Linked DNA regions of Homo sapiens: region 2 is linked to region 1. A link is a loop called in an ENCODE intact Hi-C map of the cell type or tissue named here. Cell type or tissue: heart left ventricle. All regions are shown on one strand. Links, peaks and the distances in the headings refer to the core of each region. The heading gives the core; the rest is flanking DNA.

Region 1 (12,195 bases), core at 5,396-7,895:
GCTTTGTTGCCTCTTCTTAATATATTGGGAAGTCATTTTTTTATTCTGTGTCAGCCATGAAGTTGTGCTGTGACTTTGTATGTACCCATTCCAAAGCGCCTAGAATCCTTTCTACAACAGGCCGTACATAAATTTTTAAATGTCATGAGCCACACACACCCACAATGACTACAGAGTATTCTGTTGTTACAACTGAAAAATTCAACGCAATATTTGCTCAGTATCCTAAAAGGCACAATTGCAACTTTACCAAATGAAGTGGGAAATCGTAGTCACAGGTCAGACATTGAGAAACAGGCTTCTCAATGCCTGTTTATCTAAAAGAACAATTCCTTGACATGAAAACAGGCATATGGCTTTACCTGAAGAGAGTATTTCTTTTCATGTGTGTTATTCATTTAAATATAACGGTTTGGGGCCATCTTTCTGGAAGATTTTAACCTCGAGGACCAGGACCTGGAAGACGAGTAAGTGGCAAAGCCTTGGCTCCCCCTTGTCCCTTCACGGGGGCTGCCTTGTAGAGAAATCATTATTCCCAAAGCAAATTCAGCCCTGCTTTTACCCTCAACCTTTTCTTTCTTTTTTTTTTTTTTTTTAATTTGGGGGTTGGGGGACAGGAGAATGCAGTTTGTCAAACAAAAATGCTGACTAAGCCTGGCCTCGGGTCGCCGGGGCAACAGGGACGAGAAAAGAGGGAGGCCTCGGAATTCTTTTGGCAGGTCTGTGGGATTTCTGCCAGGCTTGACAGCCACCAGGCGCGGCGGGCCAGCTGGCTGACCTCGCACAGCCATCCTGACAGAGGGCTCCTGGAGGGGGACACACCTGGCTGTGAGCAGCACTGGCCTGGGGAAGGTTCTGAGGCCCCCCCCTTTTTTTTTTTGTCATGCAAAGAATAGCTATTTAGCGAGCTAGGAGAGTGTCGTATTGGAGCAGATCATGAAGCATAAATGTAGGCTATTTCATAGCCTTTGCTTCAGAACAGGGGACTATTTAACTTTTAGAAAAGCATTTCATAGCATTAGGTTTCAGAGTTGACTGGGTTAACAGAGGTCACGTAGTCTAATATTTTGTGAATCTATAAATCCCTCCATATAAGCTTGGCTATTTAAGTTCATTCGTTCATATATTTGTTTTACAAATGCTCTAGGCATTAAAAGTACAGCTGTGAACAACAGACCCCAGCCCCTTCCCTCACAGAGCTTCCATTCTAGCTTGTGTCAAGCGTTTTATTTGCTTACATGTCCCAGAAATAATCCATTTTCCAAAATGTCCCAGTGTGCCCTTGTTGTTGAACAATAGTATCAATTCAAGTCTTTTTTTTTCTTTTTCTTCTCTTTTTGAGACACAGTCTCACTTCATCACCTAGGCTGGAGTGCTGTGGCACAATCTTGGCTCACTGCAACCTTCACCTCCCAGGTTCAAGTGATTCTCATGCCTCAGCCTCCTGAGTAGCTGGGATTACAGGTGCGCATCATCACGCCTGGCTAATTTTTTGTGTTTTAGTAGAGACGGGGTTTTGCCATGTTGGCCAGGCTGGTCTCGAACTCCTGGCCTCAAGTGATCTGCCCACCCTGGCCTCCCAAAGTGCTGGGATTACAGGTGTGAGCCACTGCACCAGGCCTCAGCCTTTTTTTTTTTTTTTAAGTGAAGACAGACGAGTATCTAAATTATAATGTTTTCTTTAATGTGATTTGAAAGGACAACAGAAACCAGTTGTGGAATAATACAAATTTGCTTTATGCACTCTGAGTAAAAAGAGCAACAAATAGACCATAGATAATAATGACAAACTTAGTAAATGGCTTCCTAAAAGTATCGCAGTTTCGATTGTTCTTTTGTAGGGACAGTCTGGCAGCTGAGCATTAGTGATGAGTTGTTTCAAAAAGGCAGTCTCCGGGAAGTGTGACAGTGCATTTTAGAATCCCTTGGCACCGAATTAAAAAGAAATATACATCAGTAATTTTTTTTTGTTCCCCCCGCCGTCCCCCGTAAAGAAGGTAAATAATTCGGCATTCTCTCTCTGAAGTCCCTCAGGGTTTTGGCAGAGAAAGCAATTTCTCTGCATCCAGAATAACTATTTTAATGTTAGGATTTCAAAATACTGTCTTTTTTTTTTTCATTTTCTTTCTACTCACCCCACCCTTTATAATTAAAACAATCCAATCTTCCATGTTTGTAGAGTCCCTGGCCACACACACTTAAATCAAGCAGAGCAGCCTCTGAAGAGCTGATTGTCATTTGTTTCCCTTTTGAAGTGCATTCTGGTGAGGGCAGGAGCTGGCTGGCAGAGTGTTCCCTCAGCCAAGGCGGGACAGAGCTGCAGATGCTTTCAGCTGCCGTTTACTTTCTCACCTCCTCTGTTGGTTTATTCCACAGGCAAGCTGCAGGCCAAGGACCTAGAAGGAGAGGAGGTTTGAGGTTTGCTTCCTGGGACACCTTCAGCTCACAAATAATCATTTGTCTTTCACATCCTTACTTCTTCAGCTATTTTACACATCACCCGTCCTCCAGCTGCTAGGAAAGGGTATTTTTTAGCCCATAAATAATTACTCACTTCAGAGAGCTAGATAGTTGACCACAAACTCACCAAGAGATTCTTGAGCCCTTATTTTGCAAGTCTTTCCACCCCAAGCTTGGACATAGACAAAAATAAATTTGTTGGAGGAGGGTTGGGTCAGGGTCAGCAGGGAGAGCTTTCCTTCTGAAAAGTGCCCTTGAAATTGGAACTTGTAACTTTGCTTGATGGGTTGTGAATTCCTAGGACATGAGCTCCACTCATATACGTTGAAAACTATCATTGAATACATCCAGTTCATTCTGTTGCCCTGTTCAGGGAGGAAAACTATGTTCAGGAAAGTTAAATCGGCTGTTTCATTAAATTTCCTCTGAACTGTCTGAGGTAGAGGGGTTGGTCTTTCTATTTTATTGCTGGGAAAACAGGCTCGGAAAAGTGAAGTAACTTGCCCAGTTCTCACAGCCAGCAGGTGAAAGGGTTGACAATTTGAGGTCTGTCAACCTCAACCCTCAACTTTTCTTTCTCTGCCACACTGAGACTTTGCCACACTCTTAACTCTGAGCCTCAGTTTCCTCATCTGTAAAATGGAGACAATTGGGTTGTCACGAGGAAGAGATGAAATAACACGTTTTTCTTTTCTTTTCTTTTCTTTTTCTTTCTTTTTTTTTAGACAGAGTCTCATTCTGTTACCCACACTGGAGTGCAGTGGCACTATCTTGGCTCACTGCAACCTCCGCCTCCTGGGTTCAAGCAATTCTCCTGCCTCAGCCTCCCAAGTAGCTGGGACTACAGGCACATGCCACCATGCCCGGCTAATTTTTTTGTATCTTTAGTAGAAACAAGGTTTCACCATGTTAGCCAGGATGGGAAATAACATGTTAAAGGGCTTAGAACAGTGTTTCACACACAGTAAGCAATATGCAATTTTTAGCTAGTATCTCTGCCTCCCACACCATTTAACACTATCAGCAGCTTGTTCTGTTAACTGCGTCAATGTGCCAGGTCCATTATAAGTACGCTTTCTAATCTTTATAGCATCCCAGCAAGATCAGTCTTATAAACCACCTTTTTTTTTTCAGGTGAACAAACTGTCAAGAAAGGTTAAGAATTTAGTTCAAGATGCCACAACATGTAGTAACTGAACTGGGATTTGAACTCCAATCTTTCTGGTTCCAAAGACAGTTTTGCTCTTGTGCCATGCTGCCTTTTCGGTGCCAAGCTCTGGACCCCAACTTAAACCCCAACTACTGTTTCAGAAATCCGGTGGCTAATAGCCTGGAGAATTGAGAAGAAGGCAGTTCCTGCCCTGAACTGATAAGTAACTAGAAAGCCCTTCATCGTATCTGCCTCAAATCTAGGCTAGAAGAGATCTTCCTTCTTTCCTGTGACAGTTCATTAATAATTTGAGAGCCACTGTGTGCCCTTCTAGTCTTCCCCTGTGGTTAAATAGCCCCACTCTTCTTCATAGGATGTGATGCCCTGACCCCTCTCTATCCTGATTGGTCTCTGGTCACTCTTTGAAAAGATTTCAGTAAGATAAAGTGTTGGGTAGGGACCTGGATGCAGCCTTGCACTTGAAGGTTGATTGGAGGAAGAGGTCAGTTGGACTAGCTAGAGAAGCAATGATGACCTGCTTCTTGAGACAGAAAGCAGGTTTTGAGCTTGGTCTAGGAAACTGAAGGTTTGTTTGGAGGGCAGGGTGGACACAGAGGGGACCCTGGAAGGGATCTGTGAATATACATGTTTAACTGGAGCACAGTGGGAAATGAGTGACAAGCCAGCTTAGCGTTTGTTTTCCTGCCTCGACTAGAGGGAGCAGAGGAAGGAAGGGGTGCTGAGTGAAGGCAGCTGCACCACCGATGCTCAGCGGCAGAGGCCTTGAGTTATGCCCTCAGCCAGCCTTGACCAACTGTCACCCCTCTGTTTCCATGGAAGCTTACTTCATCCAGTGCCTGTCTTTGTCTTTGCTTCAGCTGCTTTAGTTTCATCCATTTTGACTGCTGCTGTTTGGTCTAAGTCAGACGTTTGCCTTTCATTTTTACCCACGCAAGGGTAGTGGATGTCATGTGGCAGTCCAAATCCTACTGGGTCTGGGCTTTAATTTTATACCTAAATTTAGTTTAAAACAAAACCCTCCCCTGTTTGGATGGCAACATGTTGGTGAGGTTAGCCCTTTTATTTTCAGACCTCGGGTTTTGTACAGTTTCTTTTTCTCTTTCAGTTCATGAGTTGGAATAGGGAAGTATTTTCATTCAAAAAAAGGCTAGAATTTTTAAAGTTCTAAATATAGAACTCGTATTATAAAATTTAAGTGAAGTAAAACATCTCACTACTTTCCATTTATATTCGAACAAATTTTATGTTATATAAAAATGGTTTATAAACCTCTCCTTGTTTAAAAAAAATTGTTTTCTTAGCCTTGGTGACCATTATGATGAATTTCACACTTTGGTTTAATCCCTCCAAGGTGAAAGTTGACCAGGAAGAAACCTCTCACCACTTAAAGTGGATCAGTTCCACATGACAGTGTGACTTTTAAAATTGTTTATTTTGTTTTTTTTGAGATTGGAATTCAGAAAATGAAATAATAATAATTCCTTCAGTATTTATTATGTGATCTTGAGTGCCTGGCACTGTTCTAAGCACCTTGTAGTGTTATCCCGTTTTATCATCACAGCAGCCTTCTTGGGTGGGTGCTCTTATTATCCCCACTTTACAAATGAAGAACAGAGGGTTAAATAACTTTCTGTTAGATAGCAGGACCAGGTTTCCAATTCAAGCATCTAGCTCCTGGCCACTCGGCCCTCCTGTTCATCCTATGTGAGGAGCAGGAAAGAGTGCAGCAGGACCATTTCTTGAGGATGGAGCCTGCACCTGGCTAGTTGGGTTGTATACAATAGGCTATTATTTCTCTCATATTTGTGGCTGAGGTGAGATTGCATGTTCTTAGTTTATATTTCCAAGTACCCACTGTATGCCTAGCACTGTTAAGGTAGTTGGGTACAGGAGTGAACATGACAAACAAGGCCCCTTCCCTCGTGGAGCTTACATTCTAGTAGGAAAGACAGAGAATGAAAACTTAAGTTGCACTGAAGAAAATTAATGCAGATTAAGAGACAGAAAATGACAGGGGTGAGGCCATTTTAGACAGGGGTGAGGTAGGAGCATCTCTGAAGAGATGGCGTCTGTAGGAGGCAGGCGTTAAGTGAGGGAATAAGCTTTAGGAAGACTCGAGGAACACCTTGCAAGCAGATAGAACAGTTGGCGCAGGTGCAGGAGGTGGGAGGAGCAGCAGAGAAACCAGGAGACTGGAAGGGGGTGAAGGAGGGGAGCACATCAGAGACATGGGAGGAAAGGGTGGCCAGGGCTGTTATGCAGGGTGTGGTGGTCTGCAGTGAGGACCTGCCTCTATTTACCATCCAGGTGGAACAAGAAGCAGGTCGCTTTAGAGCAGGGGGTCACGTGAGCTTCACTTTGGCTGCTATGTGGAATAACTTGTGACCTAAGAATGATTTTGGAATAATCTTAGACAAAGTGTCCTATTATAAATAATAACTTTCTAACTCAGACTGGCCTAATTTATATTTCAAAGCTATTATTCAGGCCGGGTGCAGTGGCTCACGCCTGTAATCCCAGCACTTTGGGAGGCCAAGGTGGGCAGATCATTTGAGGCCAGGAGTTCGAGACCAGCATGGGCAACATGGCGCAACCATATCTCCACTAAAAATACAAAAATTAGCTGGGCGTGGTGGCACATGCCTGTAGTCCCAGCTACTCGGGAGGCTGAGGCACAAGACTTGCTTGAACCCGGTAGGTGAAGGTTGCAGTGAGCTGAGATCACGCCACTGCACTCCAGCCTGGCTGAGAGAGTGAGACTCCATCTCAAAAAAAAAAAAAAGCAATCATTCCGGGTACATTCAACACCCTTTCTGATTTTTCTCTTATTTGTTAGTCAGTTGAAGGTAGAAAATGATACTGTGAGCCCCCTACAGACAGAAGGCGGCATTTGCCCTTAGGATGACTTGGTGATTAAGTCTTCAGGGTAGTTAGGGAAACATCAGTGCTGGAGACTAGAGCTTCTGTTCTCTTTGATTTAGAACAGATGGAACAAATGTGAAATGGCACAGTGAAACATTTCCTCCAATATAGTATAGGTTTTTCAGCTTTGGTTATCATAAATAATCCTTTAAATTTTATTTATATATTTTATTTATATATTTAGACACACACAAGCATTATTTTATGTTTTATTTACTGGAAATAGCTAGGAGTAATTTAAATTAATAGGAAAGTTTAGAACTATTTATTTTATATCTAATTTTTGATATTTGTTCTTATAATTTTATATATTATTACAGATAACAATTCATGTGTGTTATATATAGTGTATTTTTTTATCCCATGAAGTTCCAGAAATGATTCTTACCATATATAAATTTAGAACTCCTGGAAATTGCAGATTCAACTTGTATTTTTTTTTTCTTTTTTTGAGACAGAGTCTCGCTTTGTCGCCCAGGCTGGAGTATGGTGGTGCAATCTCGGCTCAATGCAACCTCCGCCTCCCCAAATTCAAGTGATTTTCCTGCCTCAGCCTCCTGAGTATCTGGGACCACAGGTGCATGCCACCACACCCGGCTAATATTTTGTATTTTTAGTAGAGACAGGGTTTCACCTTGTTAGCCAGGGTGGTCTTGATCTCCTGACCTCGTGATCCACCCGCCTCAGCCTCCCAAAGTGCTGGGATTACAGGTGTGAGCCACCGCCCGGCCTCAACTTGTATTCTTAAGACATATGTTGATAAAGTTTTTTCAATACAAAGGAATGCAGCCATCTCATCAACTTTTAAATTAAAAGTGTATTTGTTTAGAGGTAAACTCCCACATTTATTCAGAATGGTTGAAAAATGGAATATTCTAGTAAAGTTCATGTTTTTGGATAATGAGGGTTATGAGTCAAAAGATTCTTGCATTTATGGTTAATAAAGTATTAGAAATTTACCATTGATGAGATACATTTTTTCAAACTGTGGCTCAGGGTGTATGAGTGTGCTTGAGGGATGGGGACTGGTGGGACTCAGGCTTTTTATGCCAGATTCAATCCCTGTTGTTCCTTCTGAGGCTTTCAGGAAAACTTTGGTTGGATAATAAGGTTTCTAATGCACCCTGCCTGCCATGTTAAAAACAACTATCAGAAAATAATTTGATTTTTCTAGGTTTATTCAGAAGGCACTTCCAAGATTTAGATGATGAAAATCACTTTTTACCAAAAAAATCTCCAGTTTTTGGTTTGCTTTTTGTAGATTCCTGAATAAAATTTGTTAGTTAAGTATTTGATTATTTGCAATCTAGATGAACAGAAGTGAGCCAAAGACCCTTTCCAGCTAGATTTATTTCAGTATAAGTTAACAATACAGTTTTTTTTTAAATCAATCAGGTCTCTCATGGTTTGTAACAGTGCAACCAACTCTAGTAACTGAAAATTTTTATAGCCGATGACTTCACTAGGACTTGTCTAGACAGCAGCTACCCTCTAAAGTCACATCATGTTAGGGCTGGAAGAGATCTAACGAAGATACTGTAATTTAGAAGTCCTAAATGTTCTGTTTGCCATTGTAGCCATGGTTTTAGGGTTTGAGGGACAGTGAGACCAATGACTTCAGCATGGAAAGTGGGAAACTGATAGGCATAAATATGGGGAAAGGCCTAACCTTGGTTTGGGATGCAAATGTAAACATACAAAAGTATTCTCTGGAAACATCAGCAAATTTGAAAGGAATTTGATGTCTGGTTATGTTTGTCAAGATGGAGAGACTCCTGGAGATTATACCTAGAGAAAGTAGTTGCAGTCAGTAAATTTGTAGCCTTTTGGATAGACTCTTCTTAGCAATGTAATGCTAGCTTTTATAAAATAATGCTTGTATTATTTGTTTCTGCTAATGAAATCCATATGCTGTGAAACAGTTACTTGTCTGTGGGATTTGGATTGGATCTACATGGTTCCCCAACCTTCAGCATTTTAGTCAACAAAGTAGTCAAATAGATTGACTTTTTTGTTTTTTTGTTTTTTTTGAGACAGCGTCTCACTCTGTCACCCAGGCTGGAGTACAGTGTCGTGATCTCTGCTCACTTTAGTCTCAACCTCCCAGGCACAGGGCTCCTCCTGCCTCAGCCTCCCAAGTAGCACCACACCCAACTAATTTTTGTATTTTTTGTAGAGACAGGGTTTCACCATGTTGCAGGCTGGTCTCGAACTTGTGGGCTCCAGTGATCCGCCCACCTCGACCTCCCAAAGTGCTGGGATTATGGACGTGAGCCACCACCCCTGGCCACTGATTGACTTTTTAAAGTAAACTTTCAACTCATTGTTTTGCTTTCCTGTCTGTAAACATAAAACTGCCAGATGCAATTTAATGTAGAGCCTGGACTCTGTAATTCCACAGTTTTACTGGCCTGTAAGTGGCAAAGACCAGAATGTACTTTATAGTCCAGAGGAGTCTGATTGCTTTGATTGATGTAGATTTGGTTTGAGAACCTGAGATAGAAAAAGCCTTGTCTCTGACAAAGTGTTTTGAGAGGGCTTTCTATGATTTGGGTGTTTAAATAATTGCATGGGTGGGATGATTGCAACATTAAGTGCCCTTAGATCAAATAATAGCTGAGCTTCCCATTAACTTTGTGAATGTGAAGTGACTTATGTCTGTAAGACTTTCTTCGGAGAAAGAATACTAATGGTTGCCTGGTGATTTTGACTTGCTGGGAGTAAATACACAGTGCTTTGTATTTGGTGAAAAGTTTTGATGTGAAGTACACTTTGCTCCATGCCTTGTGACAATGAGTGCATGACTCTTGCTTCCCATTCTGACTGTAGGAAGCTGCCCTCTGTCGACAGCTCCCCATGGAAGCTGAGACTCTTGCCCCAGTTCAGGCTGCTGTCAACCCACCCACGATGACCCCAGACATGAGATCCATCACTAATAATAGCTCAGATCCTTTCCTCAATGGGTAAGTTAATATTTGGGGGCCACTTATTTTTATTCTCTTTATTATGTGATCTAGACTATAATAGGATCTTTGTTTACATTGGGAAGAGGTGGGGAGCTTGAGGGTTGAGGGTGAGAATAAAGGGAGGAAGTGGGAGGAGCTGGCAGAAAAAAGAAAAGCAGGGGAAATCATCTGCCTGTTAAAAAATTTCCAAATTAAAAAATTGGTGATAGGACGTAGAGTAAACCCCTAGTCAAGAATTTGAAAATGGGCATGAACTTATATTTTTAAACATGATGGTGTCGTCTAGTACTTATACTTGGAAGAATCTTCTGGTTTTATGTAACCAACAGGGGATAAAAGCATGCCATATGGCAAATTGAGAACAGAACAATTAAGAGATTATGTTCGGCCAGGCATGGTGGCTCATGCCTATAATCCCAGCACTTTGGGAGGCCGAGGTGGGCAGATCACCTGAGGTTGGGAGTTCGAGACCAGCCTGACCAACATGGAGAAACCCTGTCTCTTCTAAAAATACAAAATTAGCAGGGCATGGTGGTGCATGCCTGTAATCCCAGCTACTCGGGAGGCTGAGAATTGCTTGAACCTGGGAGGCGGAGGTTGCAGTGAGCCGAGATTGCACCATTGCACTCCAGCCTTGGCAACAAGAGTGAAACTCCATCTCAAAAAAAAAAAAAAGAAAGAAAAGAAAAGAGATGATGTTCAGGGTGAAATGTGAATAAGATCTATAGTTTAGTAAATAATATTCTACAGTGTCAGATTTCTGATTTTGGTAATTGCACTATGGTTATGTAAGATGTTATCACTGGGGAAGCTGGTGAAGGGTACATGGGAACGCTCTGTACTCTTGTTGCGTCTTCTATGTGAGTTTAAAATAATTTCACAATTTAAAAAGTAATTAAAACAAAGGAGCAAAAGGGAAAGAGAATTTAGCCAGAAATATCTTCATGAGCAGAAGTAGTTTTTAAATCAAATAAAAAGGGCAATTCTGTATTTCCTGTGCCTTTTATTCTGCCCTTGCAGAGACGTCTGGCAAACAAACAATACAATTATGAACATTATTAAAGATAGAGATAAAAACAAATAGTAGCTGAAATAATAATTAATGGAGGTTTTAAATTGTTGATTTTAAAGTATTTGAAACACAGAGAAGTACAAAGAATAACATGAATTACCCATGTACCCACTACCCAGATTTGCCATAGTTTTATTTAATCTTACTTTTTAACAAATAAAATATTACAATTAATATTTGAAGCCATCCCCCCACCACTGAAATCTCGTTTCTTTTCCCTTCTGTCCCCAGTGGTAGCCACTATTCAGAAACTGGCGTGTGTCCATCACACAGACTTTTATACCCCTTACTGCCCGTTAGTGTATGTATCCATAAGCAATATTCAACATAGTTTTTGTTTTTTTTTTTTAAAGTTTTACATAAATGGTGTCATACTCTGTATGTTGAAGAATGTTCAAATGGTTATTTTGAGGTGAAAAGGAAATCAATGTCAATTTACTGTGAATGGCCACACATGATTATTTTCATTTTCATGAGGGTATGTATTTCAAAATTAAAACTTTCCTTCCTCCCTAACCTGGAAAGTTGGGCAGCATGGCACAACTGCACTAGTTTAGAGCTTTTGTGACTGTGTTTTAATTTTGAGATTTATTTAGTGGGCTCATATTGAAGTTTCTTCATCTTTTGCTTTGCAGAGGGCCATATCATTCGAGGGAGCAGAGCACTGACAGTGGCCTGGGGTTAGGGTGCTACAGTGTCCCCACAACTCCGGAGGACTTCCTCAGCAATGTGGATGAGATGGATACAGGTAGGAGCAAAGCCTGCAAGCACTTACAATGGGTTTGTGTTTTTTAAATGATCTCTTCGGTTATCTCAATTTTATTTTTCTTTTATTTTATTTTTATAATTTCAACTTTTATTTTATATTTGGGGGTACATGTGCAGGTTTGCTACATGGTTATGTGATGCCGGGGTTTGGGATACGATTGCTCTCGTCACCCAGGTAGTGAGCATAGTACCCAATAGTTTGTTTTTCACCCCTTGTTCCTCCCCACTCCCAGTAGTCCCGAGTGTCTGTAAAAATGTTGAAAAAAAAAAAAATGGAATGCTTCATGAATTTACATGTCATTCTCATGCAGGGGCCATGCTAATCATTCCAGTTTTAGTATAGGTGCTGCCAGAGCGAGTACGGTCATCTCAATTTTAAAATCCAACCAGAAACACTCAATCTCAACGACAACATAAAATAACAGCTGAAAAGCCACTGAACCCCCAGGCACTATTAATAAACTGTAGCCCCTTCCTCATAGATTATACAAGTATAGTTTTACATCTGGGCGCAGGATTTTAAATTCTGTTGTTTTTTTTTTTTAATTCATCTTTGCTCCATATAGTCCCTTCCTCACAATTGCATCAAGACACCACTGTTTGTTTGCCATGTTTCCACATTGGGGTATTTATGCTGTTCTAGTTTTTAGTTGTAATATATGGGCCACCCTTTCTCCTGGAAAGTGACACTGGTTTATAGTTCTAGTATCCAATTTTTTTCATGTCATTCACTGCATTTGAAAAGCAATTGGCAGTGGGTATTTGGAATGCTGAGCAACTCAGAGGATTCAAAATTGTCACTTCCAAGTTCCAACATGGTAACGACATCCTCCCTC
Region 2 (12,195 bases), core at 3,196-5,695, 240 kb before region 1:
GCTTTAGATATGAGGAAACTCAGAGAGTACTTTTTTTTAAAAAAGTTACTCAGCTGGTCAGTTAGTGGCAAAGCTGTAAGTACAACTGAAGTCTTCTAATTTCCCTTTACTGCAAACATGGTGCTAGTGCTTGAGTGATGGTTTGGGTTAGCAGATACTGATCCTGCCCATGTAGGTGGAGACCAAGCCCTATGAGGGGTACATTCCTCAGAGAGTAAATATAGAGAGGAATGTCTTAAGGGCCAATGGCTGGCACTCAGGACATGCTGAGGTCAAGGCAAGCACACGGAAGAGTCAAAAAATGAGACATGGAAAGCTGTCAGAGTCAGGAGGAGAACTGGAACTTTGTATTGTAACAGATGATGAGACTGTTTTCAAGATGCTGGTAAAAGTCCAAAGACAATTCTGAGATAAAAAAGCTTTGGATTTGCTTTAAAGGTCTTTGGTGGGCTTAGAGAGAGCAGCTTTAATAAAGGAGATGGAGAAAGAAAGATTTTAGGGATTAAGAAGAAGATGAGTAATGAAGGGATAAGGGAATTCTGGTGGTAGAATATCTAATGACTAACTTATCATAAATCTATCATGATAAGTATATCTTAATATGTGTGATTTTGTGACTTGAGGCTTAGTGACATATCACACAGGTCCAATACATACATATACATGCACACACACACACACGCACACACACACCTAGTCTTACGTCAACCTGTATGGTACCAGATGCTCATTTTAGACCTGCTTCTAGCTCTGAAATCACTGCCCTGGCTTTTGCTTTCCTCTTTCTGATCCACATGCTTATCTGCTTGTTATTCTGTTTTTATTTCACATATATTCATAAACTGGCATTCATCCTTTCTGAAACAAGGAGTACCTAAACAAATGAGTGAATGAATTAATGCCTTTCTTTACAGATGATACCAATTGGTACTCTTCACTATAAACACCTCATAGGATATATTCATGGCTGCCTGGGCACATTGCACCTGAGAAACCATTCCAGGAGCAGGGTTGTGTCAGCTCAGATCCTGAAATCTGAGCTGGCTCCAGGGTCCTTTTACTAACCTTTAGGCTCATGGAGACCTATGGTGCTATTTTAATTCCTTTTATTGATGAGAAAACTGAAGTTCAGAGAAGTTAAGTGATCTGATCAAGATTACACTGCTAATAAATGATAATCATACACCCAGGACTGGGTTCTTTCCAACAATTTATACTGCCAAACCAGTATGCTTTTATTGATGGCCTTTAAGTTCTAATCAATGTTTTATTTTGTTTCTTCCATCACAGGAAGCTCAAACCAGAGAAACAATTTCCATATTCAGGAAGAAAAAGTCCAAATCAGATAGGCATGTGTTGACTCCCGGGGTATGAACGAGGAATCCAGAAACTTGGGAGTCAGGGGCCACATGTGGCAAGGTTGAAGATGATTGCCTAAATAGGCACTGTTGCTCCCATCTGCTGTCCTGTGTGGCCTAGGCATAGTAGATACGTTTGCAAGCACAGAATGGACAGATCCAGGTTTTGTAAAGTTAATACAATTTTGTGGGCCCTCTTTTTAAAAATCCAAAACTAAGACAAGAAAATTAGCAGGCTCTATAGAAGGTAGTGAGGGGCCCTAAAGCTTATTAGTTTTCCTCTCTCTTCAGTAATAGGTTTTAGTTGTATTTTCTGGAGCAATATAGCGTTTTTCAAGTAAATTTCTATTTCCCAACAGAATTCCTAGGCTTATGAAGGAATTTAACATCTGACAAAGAGGGCATTACAAAGCAACAGGGGTGAAAGGAAAATCTAATAAACAGTGCTGGCTGACTTGCTTAGAAATTCTCTGGATATTCAAAAGCTGAGCATTATCAGGACTGTTTCATTGCAAGGAACTGAACTGATGGTTATAACACCCGTAATATTTGCTACTAGACAGGGAATTAAAATGAAATAAAATACAGGGCCTGATGGAGGTGCCCCACCAATGTTAAGGAGATTTAAATCGTACGGTCCTCTCTGTAGTTTTCAGAATCAGGTCTCATTCAGCAGTAGGCAGGAGGGCTAGAGAGAGCTGAGACTCTGAGGATAGGCAATCATCTGGAGAACAGGTAGGCCAGGAAAATCCCATCTATAGACATCCAGCAGGGGAAGGTTAGCCTCATATAAGTCCTTCTGGTGGAAGGCCTGGAATAGGCAGGTCAGTCTGCAGCTGTCAGTCGGTAAGGCCGAGGAAGGCAGAGGGTGATCCTCAGGGAGATCCATCAGGGACCTTGTGAGTGAACCACAGCACCAAGGTAGTGAATGAATGAATGAATGAATGACAAAAGAGGCAGGAAACTAGATAAGCTGATGTTGACATCGAGGCTCTGACAACGTGACAGAAATCTAACCCCAGAGATTAGGATTTAGAGTAGGAAATTCAGAAATGAAATCTTAGTCTTAAACCCAAAAAGTGGGGTAGAATATTGGGATTCACAATATAGGGCACAAAGTGGGGACTTGCTCAGGAGGAACAGAAGTGACTAGAATATCTGACCAGGATGAACAGGAACACTGACTTCCTACCAACCCTCTGAGTTACTGACCTACATCTTTTTCAGTTTTTGTAGAGATGGGGTCTCGCTGTGTTGCTCAGGCTGGTAAACTCCTGGCCTCAAGCAATCCTCCCACCCAAAGTGCTGGGAATACAGGTGTGAGCCACTGCACTGGGACCCTGGCCTAAATCTTAATAAATTCCCTCCTACGGGAATTAAGGTTGTTCTCTGGACCTGGGGCTGGCTGGTCCTTCAAATGGAGACTGTGTAGCCTCGGCTGTGGAGGACTAAGGAGGCTGCGGTATGGGGCCAGGCTAAAGCTTTCTACTGCTCATTTGGGAGTGATTTTCACAATAAACTAAAAACATAGATCATTTCAGCAGGAGATAAAATAAATGCACTTGGAGCAGTGTTTAAAGTCCTTTGTTTCCAGTGCATGAGAATTAAACATTTTATGAGAAAGTTTAAGTGCAGCATGAAGCTTTAGAGAAAATTAACCTAGTGTAGCAAGTATGGTCCGTATTTTGGAAAATGTTTATCAAGGTATTTCTACAGAATAGCTGCAGGACCACTACTTTATGTCTACAGAATAATTCCAGAATTCTCCAGCAAGGAGAGTAAACTCTTCTAGCTGAGGCCCGAGTTATGAGGATCGAGGCAGGTGAGGGGGATGAGGGTAGTAACGCAGGTCAGGCCTGTGAGTAAACAAGTATGCAAATAGGAATCAACTCACAAAGAATAGCAAGTCCAAGGTCAAGAAATCCAAACCAGAGTAAGGAGTAACAGAGGAAGAGCCCCATTTCAAGATTACAGGTTATAACATAGAATGTCCAATAAGGGAGGGACTGGCAGGGAGATATCCTTTGTCGTGTTCGTGTACAGAGGAGGCAAGAAGGAAAAGAGAGGGGAAGCAGAAAGGAAAGAAAGAGAAAGGCAACTGAAAGGGGGAGACTCTCTAGGAATTAGAAAGAATCCTAAAGACACATTCCAGGGAATTCTGGAAATTCCCAGCTGGCTGAGAAGCCTCAGGCAATTCATGTGTCTCTGAACCTCAGCTTCCTAGTCTATAAAAGGGGGCTGCTGAGTGGGCTGGTCTTTTAAGATCTATCTTCACCTTTCTGTGATTCTAAGATTACTGGTGTTCTGAAATCTCAGCCAACAAAGATAAGCACAGTTTAGACACCACCAAGGCCAGAAACAGCCTGGTGTGCACAGGGAAGTGCAGGCCAACCTGCTCGGTTAGGAGGGCAGAGCATGGCCAGAAGAAGTTTGGGAGTCCAGCAGAACTTCATTCAACAAATACTTACTGAGTGTCCACCATAAGCCAGGGACCACTGTGGAAAGCAGGCACAGTGGCAGTGTCCCCACCCTCCTGAAGCTTGGATCTCAGTGGAGGAGGCAAACACCATCAAGCAAACAGAAAAATATCTCATTTTAAGCAGAGGTTAAGAGCTACGAAGTAAAAGAAGGCAGGATAATGGAATAAAGAATGATGCAGTAAACTGATGGGAGGCTATTTAGATAGCTGGTCAGAAAAGAAGACAACATTGAGCAGAGACCTGAATAAAGAAGGGAAGGCTGCTGGGAGCTTCTCAAAGTAGATTTAGGTGAAAGATTACCTAGGCCTGAAATAGGGCAGGACTGGTTGAGATGGAGGCAAGGAAACAGAGTTCTTCAATATTGATCAGGTAAACCTGTCAGGCCTAAGCAACCGTTTAGATGTAGGACATGAAAAAATGAGAAGGATGCCGGGCGCAATGGCTCACACCTGTAATTCCAGCACTGTGGGAGGCCAAGGCGGATGGATCGTTTGAAGTTAGGAGTTCGAGATTAGCCTGACCAACATGGTGAAACCCCTTCTCTACTAAACATACAAAAAAATTTAGCTGAGCATGGTGGCCTGTAATCCAGCTACTTGAGAGGGTGAGGCAGGAGAATCACTTGAGCCTGGGAGGCAGAGGTTGCAGTGAGCCAAGATTGTGCCACTGCACCCCAGCCTGGGTGACAGAGAAAGACTCCGTCTAAAAAAAAAAAAAAAAAAAGGAAGGATGGAGGAAAACTCTCTAATATATGGCTTAGGTAGCAAAATAGATGTACCACTCACTGAGAAAAAAAAATGCAGGAGAAAAAGCAGGTTGGGTGAAAGATAATGAGTGGTCTTTTAGAATGATGGGGTTGTAGTGCAATCCCTTCTTTGGTAATATCGCCAGCAGGGGGAGTCTGGAGCTGGAGCAGAGGCTGGGCTGGAGATTGGGACTTGGGAATGAGTGACACCTGGGTGGTCAATGAAGCTATCATCGCCACTAAGATTGACAATTAATCAGCTATCAAGTATTTAGTGAGCACCTACCAAGTGTCAGGCTATACGGCAAGTCGTGAAGGAATTTTCTTCTTAATGGGAGCATGAAAAAAAAATCTTCAAGCAAATAAAATGATTTCAAATACTGATGACAGGGGCAATAAACAAGTTAAAATAAAGTCATGGGATACAAAGTAATGAAGGTGAGGAGGTAGTGATGGCAGAGATTGCTTTAGCTATGGTTGAAGTGAAAACTGAATAAAAAGGACACAGTCCTGTGAAAATCTGATGAAGATCCTTTCAATCAAAAAATTGTAAGTCATTAGGTCCTGAGATGGGAGTAGACTTGGTGTGAGGACAGGTGAAAGGTCAAGGTGGCCATAATAAATGAATGAAGCAGAGTGAAGAGAGGTAAGTGAGCTAGGTTGGTTCACATAGGGAGAAGGCTGGGTTTAATCCCCAGGGAACTTGCGTAAATTGAGAAGAACGGAAGGCTGAGGAAAGATCCCTGGGAAACACCAGCCTGAAGGATAAAAGGAATGTGGTATCACAGAAAGGGTAGACTTTGGAGAAGCAAGTGATAAGTTCTCCAGCAGCAGTGAATTACTTTAATGTTTGTAACGGAGAACAGCTCCTGTTTCATAAAGGATAGAACAAGCAAATTAGCTGGTGAGCATCTTTCCACTCCCTCACAGCCCACTCATAAGCTAAAGGCCCCAGAAGACTGTTTGTCCTGCCACAGGTTCCTTAGTTTCCTCTTCCAATATAATGGCTTCAGTTTACATGGTAATATATACAGCAGCATTGAGTCAATCTCCACAAGACTGTTTTAAGATAGCTGCAAAAAAATACTTCAGTGCTATACGCCATCATTGAGCAGATGAGAAAATGGTAATACACAGATGCCAAACAGCTTTTCCAAGCCAATAATGGCCTATGCTAAAAATACCATCCCTGTCTCCTTGTTCCAAGGTTATTTTTCATTTTGCATCTAGCTAAGCCTCTGTTTGGGGAAAGCTACCATTAGAAGTTTTATGGATTGTCAAACCACACTGCTGGACTGGAACCATAAACCACCTCTCTTGATCCACAGGCACAACACTTCGCTTGGATGTCTGGGATGGATGGAAGGAATTTCTGATGGGTTGTCTCCTTGGACAAAAACTTAAAGTCCAACGCTACTTATCAAAAGAAGGACCAGTACTCAAGTATGAGAAATTAATTTTAAATTAACTTAGCAAGTGCTGTGATTTTTACTAAACTTCCATCATACCTTGAGCCTGCAATTCACTCACTCTACAGCTGGGGTGCTGCTCTATGCCAGTTCCACTTAGTATGTCTCAACCAAATATTATTATTGACATATTTGTTGGAACAAAACAGCAGGGATGCCATCAGGACTGATAGTCTTGCGATTCAGGTAGACTTTCCTCAGGAAATACTAACTACAATTAACCTTTGAACAATGCAGGGGTTAGGGATGCCAACTCCCCATACAGTTGAAAATTCCCATATAACTTTTGACTTCCCCAAAACTTAGCTACTAATAGCCTACCATTGACCAGAAGCCTTACTGATAACACAGTCAATTAACACGTTGTGTATATGTATTATATACCATATTCTTACAATAAAGTAAGCTACAGAAAAGAAAATATTAAGAAAATCATAAGGAAAAGAAAATATATTTCCTAGTCATTAAGTGGATGTGGATCATTATAAAGGTCTTCAATCTTCAGGTTGAATAAGGCTGAGGGGGAGAAAGAGGAGAAGGGGTTTGTCTTGCTGTCTCAGGTGTGGCAGAGGTGGAAGAAAATCCCCAAACTGAACCCTGACAGTTCAAACTCATGTTGTTCAAAGGTCATTAAATGGTGATTAAATGGGTGACTTCGATTTGGTTTAGATATGAGACTTTCAGCAACATTTTTAAAGACTATCAGAATAAATACAGACAGTCCACAACTTATGATGGTTCAACTTAGATTTTTCAACTTACAATGGTGTAAAAGTGATATTAATTCAGTAGAAACCAAACTTCCAGTGCCCATAAAACAATTCTTTTTCATTTTCAGTACAGCATTCAATAAATTATAGGATATATTCAACAGTACATTATAATATAGGCTTTGTGTTAGATGATTTTGCCCAACTGTATGCTAATTAAGGTAGGCTAGACTAAGATTTGATGTTCAGTAGATTAGGTGTATTAAATGCATTTTAGACTTATGATACTTTCAGCGTATGATGGTTTTTATCAAGACGTAACTCTATAATAAGTCAAAGGACGTCTGTATCTTGCCAATTTCACATTCAGTTATTCTTTAAGAAAACACTTGTTAATTGGCTGAAAACATTGGCCACGTCTTCCTAAGCTCACATGTAATTTTTCAAACTGCATTTATTACCAGCATTCACACTTTTGCTATACATAAAGTGTAACGGGTATAGCTGGGGCAGGAGGAGGGTTGGTTCAGAGAGGCAGGCGGTCATTTTAATGTGTTAATACAGCCATCAGCTTCTCAAATACATAAATTGCACTAATCTGTAGGTTTAATAGTACTTTAGAAAAGTGCCCCCTCATGGGTGATTTAATCATGTTTTGCAGAAGCCAACACACCAGGAGGTCTGAGGCTCTGTGAAGTGATGGATTAGAAGAGCAGATTTTACAATTTTATAAAATATTCTAATATTTTATACTAATTTCTATTGTGGGGTAGTGATATTTCTTTTTCCATGTTCTGCATCCAAAGAAATAGCTGTGTTGCTTTGTTACTTTTAATAGTGTATATTTATTTAATACTTTACGGCAGACACTGTGTTATATTTATTACCTCATTTTATGCTTGTAACAATTTGATGAGGCGGACACTTTTTAATCTTATTTTACACATGAGGAAACTAAGATCAGAAAACCTGCCCCATGTTGGCTGGGCACAGTGGTTCACACCTGTAATCCCATTACTTTGGGAGGCCAAGGTGGGCAGATCACTTGAGGTCAGGAGTTCGACACCAGCGTGGCCAACGTAGCGAAATTCCTGTTTCTACAAAAAATACAAAAATTAGCCAGGTGTGGTGGCTCGCACCTGTAATCCCAACTACTGAGGAGGCTGAGGCAGGATAATTGCTTCAACTCGGGAGGTGGAGGTTGCAGTGAGCCAAGATTGCATCACTGCACTCCAGCCTGAGCAACAGAGCAAGACTCTGTCTGGGGAGGGGGGATGGAGGAAGAAAACCTGCCCCATGTCACACAAATAGCAAGGGCAGAACTGGGTATTGAATTGTAACAATTTAACTCTAGTGTTCATGTGCTTGACCATCTATACTTGACTTCATCTTTAAATAAAATCTAATAGCTCAGAGAATGTACATGATCAGACTTAAAAGCTCCTTGTATTTCCCCATGCATGATATTTTTCGAGGATTTAATTTTTATAAGAAAGATGACCACTTCAAGGAAACTATTTACACGTGCATAGTAGGATAATGTGTATAAGCAGGACTTGTGCAGTTTAACCTGTATGTCACTATATGCCTTTTCTAAAAATATTTTAAGGTAAAAGTTAAGAAGAAATAAACATTCAACTAGAATATTTCATGAGCATTTAGTGTAACTACATTTGTCTGTTTGCTGATTTTCTAAACACCCCCTCCCCACTTGTTTCACTCATTTAGGTATCAGAAAAGGGTAGCCCTGTACATTGCTGCTTTTTGTGGGTACATTGAACTCACTGAATGGGCCCTGAAGCAGGGTGCGCGGCCCCACGAGGCAGTCGGTGTTCACCCCTATCGAGCATGGTGCCATGAAGCCCTTCATGCAGATGTCTCTAAATGCCCCATTCATGCAGCCGCAGAAGCAGGCCAACTGTTGATTCTGAAGGCCTTTGTCAACTACAGTGTGCTGTGCCTGGAATGCAAAAATGCAGCAGGACAAACTCCCCTGACCATTGTGTTCAAACACAAGCATAAAGACTGTGTATTATATTTGCTCAGTAAAATGTGGTCCACAGTTTCTTTTCCAAAAATTTCAGTCCCAATGAGGATTTATATTAAAATAAAACAATGGATCCTCAGAGCTCAGAGTCACAGTCTTCATAAAAGCCAGTTTTGTGGAGCAAGGGTCTTTGGGGCAAAAGTTGGAGACACTGTGATGGTGGATGGTTTCACCAAACCAAAAATGACCTCCAAGAGCTGGCATAAGGCTGGGAACAGCGACTCACAAAGCATCGTGCTCAAGCTACCATCTCTCAGCAAACAAACTGCAAGCAGCAAACCTGTCAATCCTTTGGCAATTTCACAGCCGGACACAAGAAAACAAGCCCTCAAATTTCATCCACTGGTGAATGCAAGTTCATTCTCTGAATTACAAAAACATCAACAACAAAATCAGAAAAAAATTACTGCCACAGCTAGGAAAAAAGAAAAGCTCATAAAAAACACATATCTTCCCCAAGTCCCCCTCCCTCCAGTTTCAAGAGTGGGATATTCACATCCATCGTTTTTCTATGCAACACCCAGTGCTGACTTTTTACTGAAGTCCTCCTTCTCATCTTTCTTAGAGCACAGTGGGAAGACTCCATGGGAGAACGCAATCTACTGCTTAGCTGTGGCAAGGTAATGTTCTCCCCTTAAACATACAAACAGCAAAGCTTTTATAAGGCAGGTCCAGGATAAGGAATGGTCCATAATGCCCTACTATGCCACTGAAAGTAATACAAGTTGTTCCAGTGCATCAATACCCAGCTTCAAGGACCTCATCTTAGCCTCATCACTAGGACAAAATGAATTAATATTATTGGCCAATCCAATCTGTGCAGTACTTTACTCCTCAAACTTTCAGGAGGGAAAGAAACACAGTAGAAAGAATTGTATCAATTCTCAAGGTCCCTTGCTGCTGCTGCTGCTGCTGCTGCTGCTGCTGCTGCTGCTGCTGCTGCTGCTGCTGCTGCTGCTTTTCTTTTTTCTTTTTGTTTGAGACAGGGTCTCGTTCTGTTGCTCAGGCTGGAGTGCAGTGGTGCTATCACAGCTCATTGCATTCTTGAATTCCTAGGCTCAAGCAATTCTCCCATCTCAGCCTTCCAAGTAGCTGGGACTACAGGCACATGCCACTATATCTGATTGATTTTTTTTTTCTGTAGAGATGAGGACTCACCATGTTGCCCAGGTTGGTCTCAAACTCCTGGGCTCAAGCGATCCTCCCACCTTGGCCTCCCAAAGTGCTGGGATTACAGGCATGAACCACTGTGCCTAGCCTGCTAATGCTTCTTCTTTTTCCTCCTCTTCCACTTCTTTGTCTTCCTCTTCTTCTTCTAAAGCTAATAAAACATTAATTGTAATTAGAGGGGAAAGAGAGAAAACTGAAATATGGGAGGGAGACATAAAAAGTGTCATAGAAAACTAAATGGTAATGAAAATGGGAAGAAAGAAAGGAACACATTAATGACAAATTGAATGATTAAAGACTTGAATTGACTGACTAGGCAAGATACACATATGGGGTGAGATCTGTATTGGACAGGGTGCTAGAATTGACATTAATATTTACAGTGAGTTAAAAGGTAATCCTTAGCACATCTAAAGAGATAAGAAAGTGTATCGGAATTAGATGTTTAAGGTACACAACTCTCTGATTAGAGCTCAGATCCCATCCATTACTTATGAGGTATTATTTGATGCAAATTTTACAGTTAGAAATATAGATTTACAAGCGACTTTTCCCTTTACTCAATATAATGAGAAGTAAAGAAAAAACAAGGCTAGATTGTTCTACTTGCTTTTCTGTACTGGTCTTTAGCTCAGCTCAACTTTATTTCAGTTAGGTTGTTGCCACCTTGTGGTGAGAGTAATTTGGGCTGTAAAACTCAAAATTCAATATCCAACAGAGTGAGGTTGACAATAGAGGAAGACACTTAATAGCTTAATAGTCTCAATCTTTGTAATTTGTGAGATATCTCTGACTAGAATGTATAAAAAGAGATCACCAAAAATTCTAGAAATATACTAGGAAAATTATTAATTGAAAAAACTACATAGTCCCTCTTAAAATAAGGCTGTAAACAAGAAAGGAAATATTGATTTGTTTTATCAACAGATACATGCTAAAAATGAGTTTATTTTTCAAACATTCAGTAAGTGTTTACTATAGCCCAGTGCTGTGCCCAGCAGAATGGAAATGTGCATGAAAAAGCATCTGTTTTTAAGGTGTGTGTGTGTGTGTGTGTGCATGTGTGTGTGTGTGGTTTTAGATAAGAAAAGCTGACAGTGTCTGTTGTTGTATACAGTGCTTTCTTGGGGAGGAAATGAGTTATGAAATATATAGTAAAATCCATAAGGACCACTAATCTCACATATATGGCTTGTTGAATTTTTATGTTTTCATACAAGCACTACTCAGATCAGATGCAAACTATTTCCAGCACCCCCCAAAATTTCCTTCATGCCCCTTGCCAGTCATGATCCTTCCCGGATGTAACTATTATTCTCATCTCTATCACCGAAGATTACTTTAGCCTGTTCTTGAACTTCATATAAAGGGCACATATGGCATATACCTTTGATATTTTGCTTTTTTTGTTCAACACATTGCCTATAAGATTCATCAGTGTTTTTGCATGTATTGATTGTTCTTATTTCTATGTAGCATTCCATTTGTATGCAGTATTCCATATCCTAATTTATTTATCTATTTTCCTACTGATGGACATTTAAATTGTTTCTAATTTAGGGGCTACTTTGAATAAAAATGCATGATTGTTCTTGCATATGAGTTTTGGTGGACATCTGCGTTCACTTCTCTTGACTCTATACCAAGGAATAGAATTGCCGGGTCATAGGATAAATTTATGTTTAGCTTTAGTAAACATTTCAAAACACTTTTTAAAAGAGACTACCAGTGTGCTTTTTTTTTTGTAGCTACATTTCATAAGGATTGGAATTATTAATGAGTGGCAATTTCAAGGTCAAGAAAGAAATTTCTAGAGAAAACATTTTGTTAAAGTGTTATTCTGTGAAGGAAAGAGAGAGAGGAAAGAAGGAAAGAAAATAAGGAAGGAAGGAAAGAGAGAAAGAGAGGAAGAAAGAAGGAAGGAAGGAAAGAAAAAGAAAGAAAGAAGGAAGGAAAGAAAGAAAGAGAGAGGAAGGGAGGAAGGGAGGAGAGGAGGGAGGGAGGGAGGAAGGAAGGGAGGGAGGGAGGGAGGGAGGGAAGGAAGGAAGGGAAAGGAAGGAAGGGATTAATGCAGAAGGGAGACCCATAGGGGGAGTGGTGGTCAGTCTGACCGCACATTTACTCTGGCAGTGTTACTCCTAGCAAATCCTCTTTCCATTTCTCTTTTCTCAATATTTTTCTCTTTCCTGTATTCACACCCTCCACTTCCCATCCAT

What was found. Peaks named below come from ENCODE experiments on the same cell type or tissue, not always from the same donor. Only the 100,000 strongest peaks of a DNase experiment are listed, where the experiment ranks them.
Region 2: it touches region 1 in a loop (2.8-fold over the local background); 2 of 110 quality-filtered maps call a loop at or near these places.

What each region holds. Positions count from the first base shown.
Region 1 is chr3:149,525,157-149,537,351 of GRCh38, reverse strand. WWTR1 (WW domain containing transcription regulator 1) reads left to right here. Exons shown (of 7, transcript NM_015472.6): 5 at 9,383-9,516; 6 at 11,227-11,339. It also overlaps the pseudogene RNU6-1098P. Among named protein-coding and RNA genes, the nearest start is that of TM4SF4, 57 kb to the right of the region's middle. In heart left ventricle, for the core only: a CTCF peak has its summit at 6,507; no DNase peak of the experiment used is centred there.
Region 2 is chr3:149,764,391-149,776,585 of GRCh38, reverse strand. It overlaps ANKUB1 (ankyrin repeat and ubiquitin domain containing 1), which reads left to right. Exons shown (of 6, transcript NM_001144960.3): 4 at 5,912-6,026; 5 at 8,491-9,429. Among named protein-coding and RNA genes, the nearest start is that of COMMD2, 18 kb to the right of the region's middle. In heart left ventricle, for the core only: a CTCF peak has its summit at 4,729 (motif pointing right); no DNase peak of the experiment used is centred there.